Regions from separate parts of the Homo sapiens genome. Here regions 2 and 3 are each linked to region 1. The links are chromatin loops, found by intact Hi-C in ENCODE. Cell type or tissue: PC-9. All regions are shown on one strand.

What was found. Peaks named below come from ENCODE experiments on the same cell type or tissue, not always from the same donor. Only the 100,000 strongest peaks of a DNase experiment are listed, where the experiment ranks them.
Region 2: it touches region 1 in a loop (9-fold over the local background); 28 of 110 quality-filtered maps call a loop at or near these places.
Region 3: a loop joins it to region 1, with 4 times the contacts of the local background. A loop is called at or near these places in 29 of 110 quality-filtered maps.

Annotation. Positions count from the first base shown.
Region 1 is chr17:50,294,525-50,299,524 of GRCh38, reverse strand. No RefSeq gene overlaps it. Among named protein-coding and RNA genes, the nearest start is that of TMEM92-AS1, 9.2 kb to the right of the region's middle. In PC-9, CTCF peaks have their summits at 1,755 and 1,958; a DNase peak (open chromatin) is centred at 1,944.
Region 2 is chr17:50,167,249-50,172,248 of GRCh38, reverse strand. It overlaps SGCA (sarcoglycan alpha), which reads right to left. Exons shown (of 10, transcript NM_000023.4): 2 at 4,762-4,881; 3 at 4,513-4,667; 4 at 4,230-4,302; 5 at 3,677-3,875; 6 at 2,995-3,157; 7 at 1,898-2,106; 8 at 1,583-1,609. It also overlaps the pseudogene H1-9P. Among named protein-coding and RNA genes, the nearest start is that of SGCA, 3.7 kb to the right of the region's middle. In PC-9, CTCF peaks have their summits at 2,541 and 2,743 (motif pointing left); DNase peaks (open chromatin) are centred at 1,078, 2,398 and 2,798; H3K27ac peaks cover 2,202 bases.
Region 3 is chr17:50,024,729-50,029,728 of GRCh38, reverse strand. No RefSeq gene overlaps it. Among named protein-coding and RNA genes, the nearest start is that of PICART1, 29 kb to the left of the region's middle. In PC-9, CTCF peaks have their summits at 2,560 and 2,759 (motif pointing left); DNase peaks (open chromatin) are centred at 1,328, 1,948 and 2,638; H3K4me3 peaks cover 2,609 bases; H3K27ac peaks cover 3,719 bases.

The DNA.
Region 1 (5,000 bases):
TATATTTATATGTGTGTGTATATGTACACACATGTATACATATAATATATATATGTACACACACACACACCCTGGTAGTCCCCGCTACTCGGGACCCTGAGATAGGATTGCTTGAGCCCAGGAGGTTGAATCTGCAGTGAGCTGTGATCATGCCACTGCGCTCCAGCCTGGGCAACAGAGCAAGATCCTGTCTCAGAAAAAAAAAAGAAGAGAAAGAAAAGGCGACAAGACAATATGGAGGATACACACATAATCTGATTTTTGTAAAAATGTTGTGGGCCAGGCACGGTGGCTCACACTTGTAATCCTAGTACTTTGGGAGGCCAAGGTGGGCAGATCATCTGAAGTCAGGAGTTCAAGACCAGCCTGGCCAACATGGAGAAACCCCGTCTCTACTAAAAATACAAAAATTAGCCGGGTGTGGTGGTGCATGCCTGTAATCCCAGCTACTTGGAAGGGTGAGGCAGGAGACTTGCTTGAACTCAGGAAGCAGAAGTTGCAGTGAGCTGAGATCACCCCACTGCATTCCAGCCTGGGCAACAGAGCGAGACTCCATCTAAAAAAAAAAAAAAGAAGTGTGTGTGTATAGAAAATGTCCAGAAGGATATTTACACAACACAATATTTATTGCTTTCTTCTTTAAATTATCCTATATTGTCTGATTTTTTTATAGTGAGCATGCAGAACTACTATAACCAAGAATAAACAATGCTGGCCAGGGGCAGTGGCTCACACCTGTAATCCCAGCACTTTGGGAGGCTGAGGTGGGCAAATCACCTGAGGTCAGGAGTTCAAGACCAGCCTGGCCAACATGGTGAAACCTCGTCTCTACTTAAAAAAAAAAAAATTAGCCAGGTGTGGTGGCGGGTGCCTGTATTCCCAGCTGCTTGGGAGGCTGAGGCAAGATAATCCCTTGAACCTGGGAGATGGAGGTTGCAGTAAGCAGAGATTGCACCACTGCAATCCACCCTGGGCAACAGAGCTCCATCTCAAAAAAAAAAAAAAAAAAAGGAATAAACAATACTGTGATTTCCACTTGGGGAAATAAAACTATCTTCATGTGCCCTCCTAAAAACATTGAGAGGCAGTGTGTTCTAAACCAGTCCCTCGCACTGGCTCTGACTGGCGTCCGGATTTCCTGGGGGATCTGGTAAAGTGCGGAGTCTGGGTCCGTAGGTTGCCAGCGGGGTCTGCAATCCTGTATTTCTAACAAGCTCCCAGCTGACCTGAGGCTGCTGGTCCAAGGACAACACTTTTGAGCGGTGCTATAAAGCAACCCTGGAATCAGGCCTCGGGGCCTGCCTTCGAATGTGACTTTGTCCCTAAGCCACATCCTGCCTTGGGAAGCAGTGTAGCTCTGCCTTGGGAAAAACACTCCACCACAGTGCAGGGCTCTTAGTTTCCTCTTTTGTAGAAGGTGAGACTAGAGCTGTAGTCGTTAAAACTCCCCGCTTTGTCATTGAGCCTTCTTGGCCACTAATGTGCCAGGAAACCAGCTTTTCTTTTTTTCTTTTTTTTTTTTTTTTTGAGACAGGGTCTCGATGTCACCCAGGCTAGAATGCAGTGGCTCAAACACAGCTCTGCAACCTCAACCTCCTGGACACAAGCGATCCTCCTGCCTCAGCCTTTCACATAGCTAGGATCAAAGGCACACACCACTATGCCTGGCTAATTTTTAGTAGAGATGGGGGGCTTGCTTTGTTGCCCAGGCTGGTCAACTACTGGGCTCAAGCGATCCTCCCACCTCATTCCCCCAAAGTGCTTGGGATTACAGGCGTGATCCACCATGCTCAGCCAGGAAACCAGCCTTTCAAGTCACTCCACCTGCCTTTTCATGAGAGGTGAGCCACTGGCCTCCCCAGGGTGGCCTTAGTTGCCCCAGGGGGCTGAGCCCCTGCTGCTCCCACCTGTGTGGGCCTCTGTCCCTCTGTGTCCCTGCAGTCCCTCTTGCCTCCAGGCGATGGCAGCAGAAGACAAGGAGTCCCAGAGGGCGGCCACCCACCGACTCCGGGTGACAGGTAGGCACTTGTAAACGTTTCCAGTGTCCATTAAATCAGTTACAAGATGAACCATACCAATTCAGATTCACATTCTTATTTCTTTAGGATTTCAACTCCAGCTTTTTTCTCCCCAAGAATTGAAGCCCTATGCTATATGGGAGAATTCAGGATAAAAAATACATCAGAGGCCAAGCATGGTGGCTCACGCCTGTAATCTCAACACTTTGAGAGGCTGAGGGGGGTGGAACATGAGGTCAAGAGATCGAGACCACCCTGGCCAACATGGTGAAACCCTGTCTCTACTAAAAATACAAAAATTAGCTGGGCTTGGTGGCGCACGCCTGTAGTCCCAACTACTCGGGAGGCTGAGGCAGGAGAATCACTTGAACCCAGGAGGTGGAGGTTGCAGTGAGCTGAGATCATGCCATTGCACTCCAGCCTGGTGACATAGCGGGACTCTGTCTCAAAAAAAAAAATTACATCAGAAACTATGCAAAGATTTTACCTGCCACCTGAGCTGACTCTCAGGTGCTAAATGTATAGTTTCAAGACAATGAAGGTCAAAGGGGAAGTACACTGGGCATTCAGGCCCAAGAAGGGAGGCAGTGGCTGCAGACTGAGCTGTCCTGAGAGTCAGACTTGGGCTGGGGGCTGAATGTTTATTTTGCATTCTATGCTCACATCCCTGTGGGGGTCTCACCTCATTTTCCATACATGGAAAGAGATTCAGTGAGGCTGGCACAGTGACCACTGTCACTCAGCTTGTTGAGTGGCAGAGCTGGGACTCTAAGCCTGAATTCTTTCCCCTACCCTTCTCCCTCCCCTGGGAGAAAATTTTCATTTTCTGACCCAGCTGCCCTACTCCTATTTACATTGAGATGGGTTTGTTTTTGTTTTTCTTGAGATTAAACTCAGAGTAGTTGAAAATGGCCTGAGACCACAGTGGTCAATAGTTTCCAGGACAGTTGTCCACAGACGGGTTTATGCTAAACCATATTAAAGGTGGAGGAAAACTGGAAACTTGAAATTCATTGAGGCCAAGATAAACTGATTCAAGTCCTGTTTGTCTTCTTTAATTTACTTGTTTTTGGACAGGGTTTCACTCTGTTGCCCAGGCTGGAGTGCGGTGGTGTGTTCTTGGCTCACTGCAACCTCTGCCTTCTAGGTTCAAGCAATCCTCCCACCTCAGCCTCTTGAGTAGCTGGGACTACAGGTGCACGCCACCATACTGGCTAATTTTTCTATTTTTTGTAGAGTTGACGTTTCACTATGTTGTCCAAGCTGGTCTTGAACTCCTGGGCTCAAGCAATCCATTCACCTCAGCCTCCCAAAGTGCTGGGATTACAGGTGTGAGCCACCGCACCAGGCCCTGTTTGACTTCTTACAATTTACTCCACTCCAGCCACACTGGCTTCCACATTCTTCCAACATACCAGACAAGCTGCTGCCTCTGGCTTCCATAGCTGCTGTTGCTCTGCCTAGATGTGTTTCCTCCATATCTTCAAGGGTCACTTCATCTACTGCCTTCAAGTCTTCTCTCAGACAACTAACTTTTCAAGGGGACTACCCTGACCTCCTGTTTACAACTGTATCCACTCTGCCTGCTACTCTTTTTGTTTCTTTTAAATTTTCACAAGGGCACTGTAATATATTTCCCGCACCTCTGATCTCCCTTGTTTTCCCCCATTTTTTTCTGTGGCACTCATCACCTTCTGACATACTATATAATTTGTTTATTATGCTTGTTAATTTATTTCTATGTTTACTATATTGTTTCGTTTTGTTTTGAGACAGAAGTCTCACTCTGTCATCCAAGCTGGAATGCAGTGGCATGATCTCGGCTCACTGAAACCTCTACCTCCCAGGTTCAAGTGATCGTACCACCTCAGCCTCCCAAGTAGCTGGGACCACAGACGCACCCCACCATGCCCGGTTACTTTTTTGTATTTTTGGTAGAGACAGGGTTTTGCCAGGTTGCCCAGGCTGGCCTCAAACTCCTGAACTCAAGCAATCTGCCTACCTTAGCCTCCCAAAGTGTGGGATTACTGGCCTCTACTATATTGTTATTGTTATTATATTTATTGTCTTGAATGCAGGCTCTGTGAAGACAGTATTTTTTTTTCTGTTTTATTCACTGTTGTATCCACAGAGCCTAAAACAGTGCCACATACTAGGAACTCAATAATAAATGAATGAATGAATGGATACATGAGTTAACTTGACGGTTACATGTCAAAATATGCAGGACCTATGACAGCAATATTACCCCATGGATAAATAAAATACACGTGGAATTCATACGTGAACATACAGCTGACATGTGGGGGACATGTGGCAGGCACTGGACAGAAACACAGCAGAGCTTTGAGGGGAACATGTAATGGCACATGTAGACACACATAGACTAAGTGACAGGATGTCCCAGACATGCCATGGGAATGTGAAGGCACAAGGTGAGTCCGCTGACAGATACATGATGGACCCAGGCAGGACAGGTGGCAGGCACATGGAAAGACAGGCTCGTCACAACTCCTTAGGAATGCTTAGACTTCCAGGGCCCTCTGCATTATAATGCAGAGGTCTGGTCGCACAAACCAATGCCTCTCCCAGACAAATCACTTTTGCTTTCCTTAGTTAGTCTAGCTTAGAATGTGTCCATTTTGTTTACTGTTTCAAACACGCAACTTGGCCAGGCCCCGGTGGCTCACGCCTGTAATCCCAGCACTTTGAGAGGCCAAGGTGGGCAGATCACTTGAGGTCAGGAGTTTGAGACCAGCCTGGCCAGCATGGCGACACCTTGTCTCTACTAAAAATACAAAAATTAGCTGGACATAGTGACAGGTGCCTGTAATCCCAGCTACTTAGGAGGCTGAGGCAGGAAAATCCCTTGAACCCAGAAGGCGGAGGTTGCAGTGAGCTGAAATTGTACCACTGCACTCTTTTTTTTGAGACTCTGTCACAGAAAACAAAACCAACTCAGTTTCATTGATCTTTTCTAGT
Region 2 (5,000 bases), 130 kb after region 1:
TGCACCAAGAGCACAAGTCTGTGGAGGCCAGCCGTGGGTGACCGTCCTTGATCCTCTTTCTGGCCACACAGGTAAAGGTGAGGGCCGGAGCTCAAGAGGAAGCCTCAGCGAGGACCAGGAACCGGGACACACCTCAGCCATCCTGTGAGGGGCAGCCCAGTGGAGACTTCCAGCCGCCCTGGAGGTCCTTGCACCCAAGACACTTCACCTACCCCAGGGAGAGAAGCAGAAAGGCACTTCGCCACTGTCTCCATCAGTGCTGTTGAACTCAAATACTGCCATGGGTGGAGGCCAGCAGGGCAGCGTGTCCCTAGCAAGACAGCGACTGGGCAACGCACCTGTGCCAAACCCTGCCAGAAGCCCAGCACGTCCAAGGTGATCCTGAGGGCTGTGGCGGACAAGGGGACCTGCAAGTATGTGTCCCTGGCCACCCTGAAGAAGGCTGTTTCCACCACGGGCTACGACATGGCCCGAAATGCCTATCACTTCAAGCGTGTGCTCAAGGGGCTGGTGGACAAGGGCTCAGCAGGTGACCGGCAGGGGGGCCTCAGGCTCCTTCACCCTGGGCAAGAAGCAGGCCTCCAAGTCCAAGCTCAAGGTCAAGAGGCAACGACAGCAGAGGTGGCGCTCTGGGCAGCGCCCCTTTGGACAGCACAGGTCACTACTGGGCTCCAAACAGGGGCACAAGCGGCTTATCAAGGGGGTTCGAAGGGTGGCCAAGTGCCACTGCAATTAATGAGGCAGGCCAGGCAAGCAGTCAGGGGTGCCAAGACCGCCATTGGCTCAGTGCAGTGGGAATAAAAGGAACATAACTTATTTCACATCTGCCTCCTGGAATCTAGGGTTCAGGGTATTGGGAGAGGAAGAGGGCTGGGGGCACATAGGAGGGGTAAGGCCATGAGTAGGGGAAACCAGGCCAAAATAAGAGAGGAAGGATTTGGAAAGGGCTGGCAGAATTGGAAGCACTCATAGACACCAGCTAGTCCAACCTCGTGATCTTGCAGGTGGAGCATCTGAAGCCAGAAAGAAGGGTGACAGAGTAATTGTGTGGCAGAGCCTGGCCTGGACCGCAGGTGTCTGACTCATACTGATACTGGGAGTCTCTTAAGTTGCTTCTCAAGCCCTTTCCCCCAGAGTGGCAGCAGGTCCCATTCCCCTGTGTCACAACAGGCTTTTCTTTTTTGGGGGAAAGAGTTTCACTCTGTCGCCCAGGCTGGAGTGCCGTGGCACGATTACGGCTCACTGCAGCCTCAATCTCCCAGGCTCAAGCGATTCTCCTATCTCAGCCTCCCAAGTAGCTGGGACCACAGGCATGCTCCACCACGCCTGGCTAGTTAAAAAATTTTTTTTTTGTTGAGATGGGGTCTCACTGTGTTGCCCAGGCTGGCCTCAAACTTCCAGGCTCAACCAATCCTCCCACCTCAGCCTCCCAAAGTGCTGGGATTACAGAGGTCAAGGGAAGGGGTGAGCATCACCCTGGAGTTATTTATTTTGTCTCTGCTGTTCATGGCATAGTTTGGTGGCGGGGTCCAACAACTGTCTAGGTGGGCTCCCACCCCACCCCCAGCTTTCCTTTACTCACTCGGAGGTAGCCAGGTCTCTCTTCAGCCTGTGGAAAAGTGAAGGAGAGGGTTAGCCCAGCTCTGGGTTTCGCCCCAAGGTGCCCCAGGGCTCCAATGTGAGTGGAGGTCTGTGTGCAATTATCCACAATGCCCTCCTGGTGCCAGGCCAGGCAGGTCTCAAGCCCCAAGTTGCCTAGAAAGGGGCCCCACACTCCTTTTGTGCCTGAGAACCCCATTCCCATGGTGTCTGGGTCCCATACAGCACAAGTGCCACTGTGAGTCCCATGGGTGTGAGCTCCAGCAGGTGCTCCCCCGCCCTTCATGCCCACATTCACCTTCCCTCCCGCCGGCAGCACATGACATAGGCCAGCAGCAAGGTGAGAAGCAGGGCCACCAGCAGGGGCACCAGGAGGGTGACCAGAGCATCCACCAAGAAGTCACGGTCTGGGGCCTCAGTGGGTGGGCAGAAGAACGGGTCATGCTCCAGGATCCCATCACCTGGGGTGGGCACCTCATCTGCAGGCTCCGGCACTGACTTATCCACCTGCACAGAGAGCTCAGGGCTGACGCAGGAAGTGGCTGGCTGGACACAGAGGTCCCCAGGAACATGGCAGGGGCCAGGACTAGGAGGCAGGAGACACAAAGTCCAGCAGAGGCGGGACAGTGCACTGGTTAGCGCACAGCTCTAGGGTCTGACCTCCTGGTTTGAATCCAGACTCAGACAAGTGCTTAGCTAGGATGATTATGTGCCTCTGTTTCATCACCTGTAATGTCAGAAGGATAATAGTAGCACCTGTCTCCTGGAGTGGTGGTGAGCATAAAATATGTTGATGGGACAGTGCCAAGCACATAGCAAGTGCTCAAGAATGTTGTCAATTACCAGTCGCTGGCTGTGGACCCTGAATGAGTCCCTGCTCTGTTGGTCAATTCACAGGAACAGTGTACACCAGCCGTGGGATCCTGTGAACCTCAGCTCAGTATCCAAAGAGCTGTTGTGAGCATCTTTGGTTTATAGTGTGAAGAGCTATCAGATCCTTGTTGTAAGTGGGTTTGCTAGGTGGCACCTTACAGAAAAGCAGACAGAGCTGTCACGCAGAGGCCCTTGGTAGGGAAAGGGTTTGGGAACTGGACTGTGATATAGCTGTTGACCTGGGCAGATCTGGGGCGCGGGAGTTGGAGACCCCACATGCGGATTGCGGACTCTGTTGCCCTCTTGTGGGGGAAAGGTAGAACTTCAGGGGTGTGTGTGTGTGTGTGTGTGTGTGTGTGTGTATCCTCAGACTAAGCCTGTGGGCAATACTGAGAGCATCAGGGAAAGAAATGGTGACTGGAGCAATCAGAGAGACGGAGATAGGAAGCAGCATGGGAGGGAAGGGGGACTGGGATGGGGGCCATGCCCCACCCCACCCCCGGACCCAGGGTCCCTCCTCACCAGGGTCACATTGCACCAGTCAACGCGGAAGTGGGGTGCCAAGGTGTCGTAGCAAGACAGAAGTGGAGGCTGGCCCTGGGCACAGCGGGCGTGGCTATCGGGGGATGCCACCATCTTCAGGCAAGTAGAAAAAGGTGAGGCAGAACCCACCTTAATGTATACCCTGGGACCAGATAGAAGTCACTGTCAGCAGAGTGGGGGCAGGGGGCACGAGGCACCACTCTGCCAGGGGTTGTTGAAACTTTCCTAATTGTAGGCTATGACCTGGGGATGGGATGAGGGAGACGCCTAAGAGGGAGGATTAAGGGAGGAACATGGCACAGCTGGGGTCTGGCAGGAGTCACAGTCCTCCCAGAGATCTGAGATCATGGTGAGAGTACACAGGGCACCCCATTCTTCTAGGGGGTCTTACCCTCCCTACTAAGGAATGTCTTTTAATGGATGTATCTGGTACGTCCTCATGAGGCACCAGGAAGTACAGAGTTCAGGGTAACTAGGGTCTAGGCTCTGGAAGGACAAGGAGATGCGGGTATAGCCAGAGGAGAGTGGTGAGGGGTGTGAAGCTGGGAGGTGGAGATGTGCGTGGTAAAGCCCCACCTGGAAATTAGGGAGACCCTTGTTCTATGCCCGCCACAAGCTGCATCCTCCTCTTTCAGGAAGTCCTCTAGGGTTGCACACCTACCCTTCTTTTCGGCCCTCAATGGGAAGGGGGACACGGCCCCCACGGTCCAAGGCAGAGGTGACGTTGAGCAGCTGAAGCTCTCCGGGCTCCCAGAGTCCCCCCAAGGCTGAGAGGAAGCGGCTGGCAGGTGTTGAGGGCAGCACCTCCTCCGCATCGTGGCTGCGCACCAGGAACTCGGCTTGGTATGGCAGCAGGGGGCCTGGGAAGGCCAGGTGGACACCTCAGGCTGCACCCAGCCCCAGCTCTGCCCCGCAAAGCCTCCTTGAAGCTCCTCCCCACATCCCTGCACACCCCTTCAGGCCCCTCAATGCCCCATCCATCACAGACCCCAACAAGCCAAGTCCCAATAGTCTCTGCAACGCAGCGAGTAACAGAACTCCAGAGCCTGGAATCCCAGCCCAGCACCCATTCCCTGAGAGCCTTGTCCCCACTTTCCAGGATGCCCTGCTCCACTCCTCTCCAAGCCTCTCCTGTCCACAGCCCCCTCCCCCTCCGGGAGAGATTCCCCAAGACTGGCATTGGTGGGGAAGGGATGGGGCACAGCTAGAGGTACCTTCTGGGTCCCCAATCTCCAGCACCAGCCTCTGCCGAGTGGTATCAAAGCTGTCCCGATTGTAGGCTGTGACCTGGGGGATGGGAAAGACATCTGAGAAGTGGGTTAGGGGAGAAACGTGGCACAGCGGGGGCCTGGCAGGAGAGGACTCAGATACCAAATTAGAGGTATGTAAATTATATGTAAATGACTGTGAATGAGCACCCAATCCCAATTCATAGGGCTGCTCCTAGGAGGCCACTCTGGCCCACCCCTGTGATTTTCTCAGGGTCCCTGACGGCACCTCAATGACCTGGAGCCCACGATCTTCTGGGGTGGCAGAGCCGTAGAGGAAGCCAGGGTGGTGGGGGCTGCGCTGGGTGTAGCGGAGCCACCGGGGCAGGTCTGGGTGTCCCTGGAGGTGGGCGTGGTAGGTGATGTGGACAGCGGGTGGGACAGCTGGTGGAAGCGAGGAGAGGGGATTCGAGTCACAGCAGGAGCCCTGCGGGGTACACCCCAGCCCGCCCGCCTGGGTGCCTGTCAGGCCGCTCACCGACATGCTCAGGAAGGCTCAGAAACGTCTCATGGTCCAAGGTGTGCACAAAGACACGGCCCACAAGTGGGTGTAGCGTGGTCTGCTGGGCCTCGGTGTCCCCCAGCCCTGCCAGGAGAACTGTGGGGACCCCACAAGTCCCAAACACACAGGCCAGCCTCAGTCCTGGGCAGGGGATAAGCTCCCTTCCCCACCAAGTCCTTGGAGCCCCTAAGGGACCGAGAGAAGCGCTTCCTTTG
Region 3 (5,000 bases), 270 kb after region 1:
CTGAGGCAGGAGAATCGTTTGAACCTGGGGGGCAGAGGTTGCAGTGAGCCAAGATTGTGCCACTACACTCCAGCCTGGGCGACAGAGTAAGTAAGACTCTGTCTCAAAAATAAATAAATAAATAAATAAATAAAAATAAAAGAAAAGAAATAAACAAAACAGAGTTGTCTCCAAAGGGGAACACCTCTCTGGTGACTCCCTCTATGTCCTCCATCAGAACCTGGTCAGAACATCTGTCTGGTCTGGGGCTGCTGGGTATCCCCTTTGGCTCTGGAGCATGAGGCTACCGGTCCATTCCTGTCATTCCCCCGGGCGCTGAGGCTCAGAGCAGGGTGGTGACTAGCTTAGGTCCCACAGCAAGTGAGTGGCAGAGCCAGGACTGGAACTCGAGGTTCCTGGAGCCCAGCTCCACTTCGGCCACCACACTGTGGTCAGGAGCTGGGAGGTGACCAGAGGGCAGAGGGAGGGGCATGTAGGTATTTCAGGAACGGGACAACTTTGTGCAGGTACTGGACTCTATGCCCACAGATGTGCGTAAAGAAGATAGGTGGGCAGCCCCTCCTCCAACAAGAGAGGAGCGGGGTCCAGGTGGGGTGGGAGGCAGGTGAGCAGCTGACCCTCAAATCTAGTCCTGCGCCATTTGGAAGGAGGATTTGGGGAGAAATCTCCCCAGGGCAGCATGGAGACCTGGACCATTGGGGTTTGCTCCATCCCCACTAAGGCCCTTGGGAGGAGCTTAGATATCAGGACTGGGACCCTGGGAGCCCAGCGCTCCCAGGAGGAGCCCATGGCCAGAGAGGGCAAGTCCTGGATGCACAAGGAGATGGCGCAGAGCTGTGGCCATACCAAACCCAGCGTGCTTGGCTGTCTAGGACAGGAACAGTGGCCCTGTGTAGAACCCAGCCTGGTCTCCCCAATTCTCACCACAGACTCCAGGATGACAGAGAGGAGAGGGCTGAGCGAGAGAGGAGAAAATGGAGAGGAAGGACGGGTCAGAAAAGGGAAGACAGCCCTGAGAGGCGGGAGCTAGACAGGGGGTCCAAGGTGTGAGGGGCCAGGAGGCACATGGAGGGGAGCTGAGCCCAGGCGGGGAGGGTAGGGATGAAGCAAACCCAGACACAGGATGTCAGAGGCAAGCGGCATTCTTCCTCCCTGGCTAGCCCCTCCTCCACCCTGCCCACTGGGAATGTGCGGAATGTGATGAGCCGGTAGGATCAGGACTCCCACTCCACCTGGCACAGTGCGCGGCGGGGCGCTATGCCATCCCCACGTATCACAGGGGGGTTTCTTGGGGGTGGGGTGGAGAGATTTCAATGGACATTACCCTAATATAGAAACTGTGTGGAAGGTCTTGGGGAGGGGTGCCACTCCTGTGGGCCAGATGCCAGGGCTGTGGGCATGATCAGATGCTTTCCTGTTGAGCTGCTGTGAGTCAGAAGGCACGGGGCCTGGGTTGGTAGTTGGGGTGGGGGGCAGTGTCCCCAGTTGCCAGGGAAGCTGGGGCAGCAGGAGAGGGGAGGAGGGAAGCAATACAGAGTGGCAGCTGACACTCTCCTGGAGGACTGGGCACTGCAGCTGCTGGCCAAGGAAGTCCTCTGGGGGCCCCAAAAAATGACTCCACCCCTGCTGGATTTAGAGTCCCATGGAGCAAACTGGGGCTCCTATGGTCCTCACTGCAGCGGGTCCAGGGGCTCCACCAATTCAACGCAGGGCAGTCTCGAGGCGCGTGGGCACGCTCTGTGTCCTGCAGCATCCACGCCTGCCCCGCCCTCCCATAGATGCTCGTGGCCCTCCTCTTTGCACAGCTGCATTCACTCCCCTTCCTTGAGTGATGCAGCCCACCTTTGTTGAGGCTTGCTCTGTGGCAGGCACTGTGCAAGGTCCTGGGGCTTCAACAGTGAATCAGCTGAGGTCCCTGCCCTCCTGGGGCTATGCGTCATGTGGGGCCTGAGCCAACAGCCAAGACATGGATGCTTCTGGCTGAACGCTGGCCTCACAGCCGGAAGCAGGGGAGGGGCAGGAGCAAGGCTTGAGGAAAGCAGAAGGGATCCGGTGACCCTGAGGCCCCGGGACCCAGTCCTGTTCCAGGGATCCACTTTCTGCCCTGGAGAGGTACACGTCTGAGAAACGCTGCAGAACACAGCAGAGGGAAGGGAGAAGGGGGGCAGAGGGGTGGACTCGCGGTTTGAGGTTGAGCCTGGTTGGAGGAAGAACAGAGACGGAGAAAACCTCAGCCCCAGGGACCACTGTGCGGCTACACCTGAGCCCCACTGCGGGCGGCCTGAGCCCAGCATGGGAGGCCAGCCAAACCTCTCTCAGGGCCCACTGCCCGCTGGCTCCGCGGCAGAACGGAGGGCAGGGGGCGCTAGCCCGAGTGGCTGCCGTGGGATCCGATCCAGGCAGGCCCCGCCAGCTGCAGGACTGACCCACAGGTACCTGGCCGCCATGGCCCACTCTGGTCCCGGCACCCCCGCGGGGCTGCTGAGCAGGGAGGGCCGTGTGAGGTGCCCACAACAGCCACCTCTTCTGGGCCAGTTTTGGTTCCTCCTCACACTTAGCACAATGCCTGCTGGCACAAATGAGTCAAAAATGCTTGGGGGGAATCAAAGCTATGAATGAATGACGATTGAATAAATAAATGATGGATGGATAAACAAATCCATCAACCAACCAGTTATCGGAGTTCCAGCAGCCAATCCTTCAGAAATGGGCATGCTTGCCACCTGGTGGCGACTGCGCTAACTGCAGCCATGGTCAGGGCCAGCATCACCGGTCACCACACAGCAGAAGCCTGGGCTGCCACCACCAAGGCAGATCCCGGGGTCACCCTGTTCCTCCTCCTGCCTCTCAGCCATGCTGCCTTATTTTCCAGCACACTTAAGCAATTTTCTGTTATGTTTGAAAACCCTCTTAGGTAAGAGATTCCTTCCTCGCCTGTGCCCTTTGGAAACTCCTACGTATGCCCTGACCTTTGTTTTCGTCTGGTTCTCTTTTGTCCTCCAGGCAGAAAGAGCATGAGCGCCTCCTTCCCCTCACCCGGACAGGAAGGTCAGCCTGGCAAGAGTCAGGCCCTGGACCGGACAGGCAGGAATTCTGTCTGTCCTTCCCTGTCTCTTCCCCGACTTCTAAATATGTTAAGTCGGTTGGTTTGTCTCAGGGTGGGTCCTTCACTCCTGCTTCTGAATTCGTGTGAAGACACTTGGCCTGCTGGCTCCAGGCAGTCCCCATGGGCACCCAGGGCCCAGAGCCACACTCTGCCATTTAGAGCAGGACAGCAGTGAGGATCCACCACGGCCAGCAGTGAACACAACAGCTCTAATACAGGGAAATACCCTGGCCTGGAGACAGGAGACAGCATTATGTGGCTTTGGACAGGTCACAGGCCCCCTCTAGGCCTCAGTTCCCCCATCTGTGTAACCGGGGGTAACTCTGGTTCTGGCATTCCGTGGCTCTGCCTCTCCATGCCTGGCTGATGTCCACAGTGTTTCTTCCCTCCTTTTCACAGGTCCGGGCTTCATAGCTGCCCTCACTCCCCCTTGTCCTGCTCTCTAGCCCCAGGGCCAGCTGTAAAACACATGGTGGCTTTCAGGCATCCCTTTACTTTGTGTCCCTGTAAGGGGGGATCCCAGGTGTGGTGAGATCACTGGTTGCCTATCCCTGACATCCATTCCCCCTTCCTTGTTAGTTATAGAACCCCACTTTCATGTGGGGCAGCGGGAGCCTCGGGGTCCTCAAAGGGGAAGCCCATGATTGATCACAGACCCATCTCCATGTGACTCTTTCTCCCCTGCTCTATTTGAGGACCCTGTGGCCCAGTCTGGTTGACACATAAAATTTAAGCATCACAGCTGGGTGTGGTGGCTCATACCTGTAATCCCAAGCACTTTGGGTGGCTGAGGCAGGTGGATCACTTGAGGTCACGAGTTTGAGACCAGCTTGGCCAACACAGTGAAATCCCGTTTCTACTAAAATTACAAAAAATTAGCTGGGAGTGGTGGTGCGCACCTGTAATCCCAGCACTTTGGGAGGTCGAGGCAGGAGGATTGCTTGAGCCCAGGAGTTCATGACCAGCTTTGGCAACATAGCAAGATCCTGTCCCGAAAAAAGATACATATATATATATCTAAATTTTCTCTCTCTATATATATTTCTTTCTCTCTATATATTCTCTCTCTCTCCATATATATATATATATATATATATATATATATATATACACACACACACACACACACACGTATATATATATATATATACATATATACACACACGGGGCATCTAGCTACAGCCTTGGTTACCAGGAAGACAGTGGGTACTTGTTAGAGTTAGCTGCTGTGATGAACTCTCTCTCTATATATGTGTGTGTGTGTGTATACATACATGTATACAGGTACACACACATACATATATGCATGCATGTATGCATGCGTGCGTGCATGCTGCATGCATGCGTGCGTGCATGCTGCATGTATGCGTGCGTGCATGCATGCATGCAGCATGTATGCATGCAGCATGTATGCATGTATGCATGCATGCATGTTGCATGCATGGATGCATGGATGCATGTATGGATGCACGTGTACATGTATGGATGCATGTATGCATGCACGTGTACATGTATGTATACATGTATGGATGCATGTGTGGATGTATGTATGCATGTATGTATACATGCATGGATGCGCACATACATGTATGTATACATGTTGCGTGTATGCATGTATACATGTGTGGATGCATGCATGGATGCATGCATACATGTGTGGATGCATGCATGGATGCATGGGCACATGTATGTATGTATGTATGCACGCATATATGTAAATGCATGTATGTATACACGCATAAATGCATACACATACATGCATACATGCGTGCACACATACATGAAGACATGCAGACATGCATCCATGCATGCATACATGTATGCATACATATATGTGTACATGGATAATGCATACATACATGCATACACACATCCATACATTGTACATATGTGT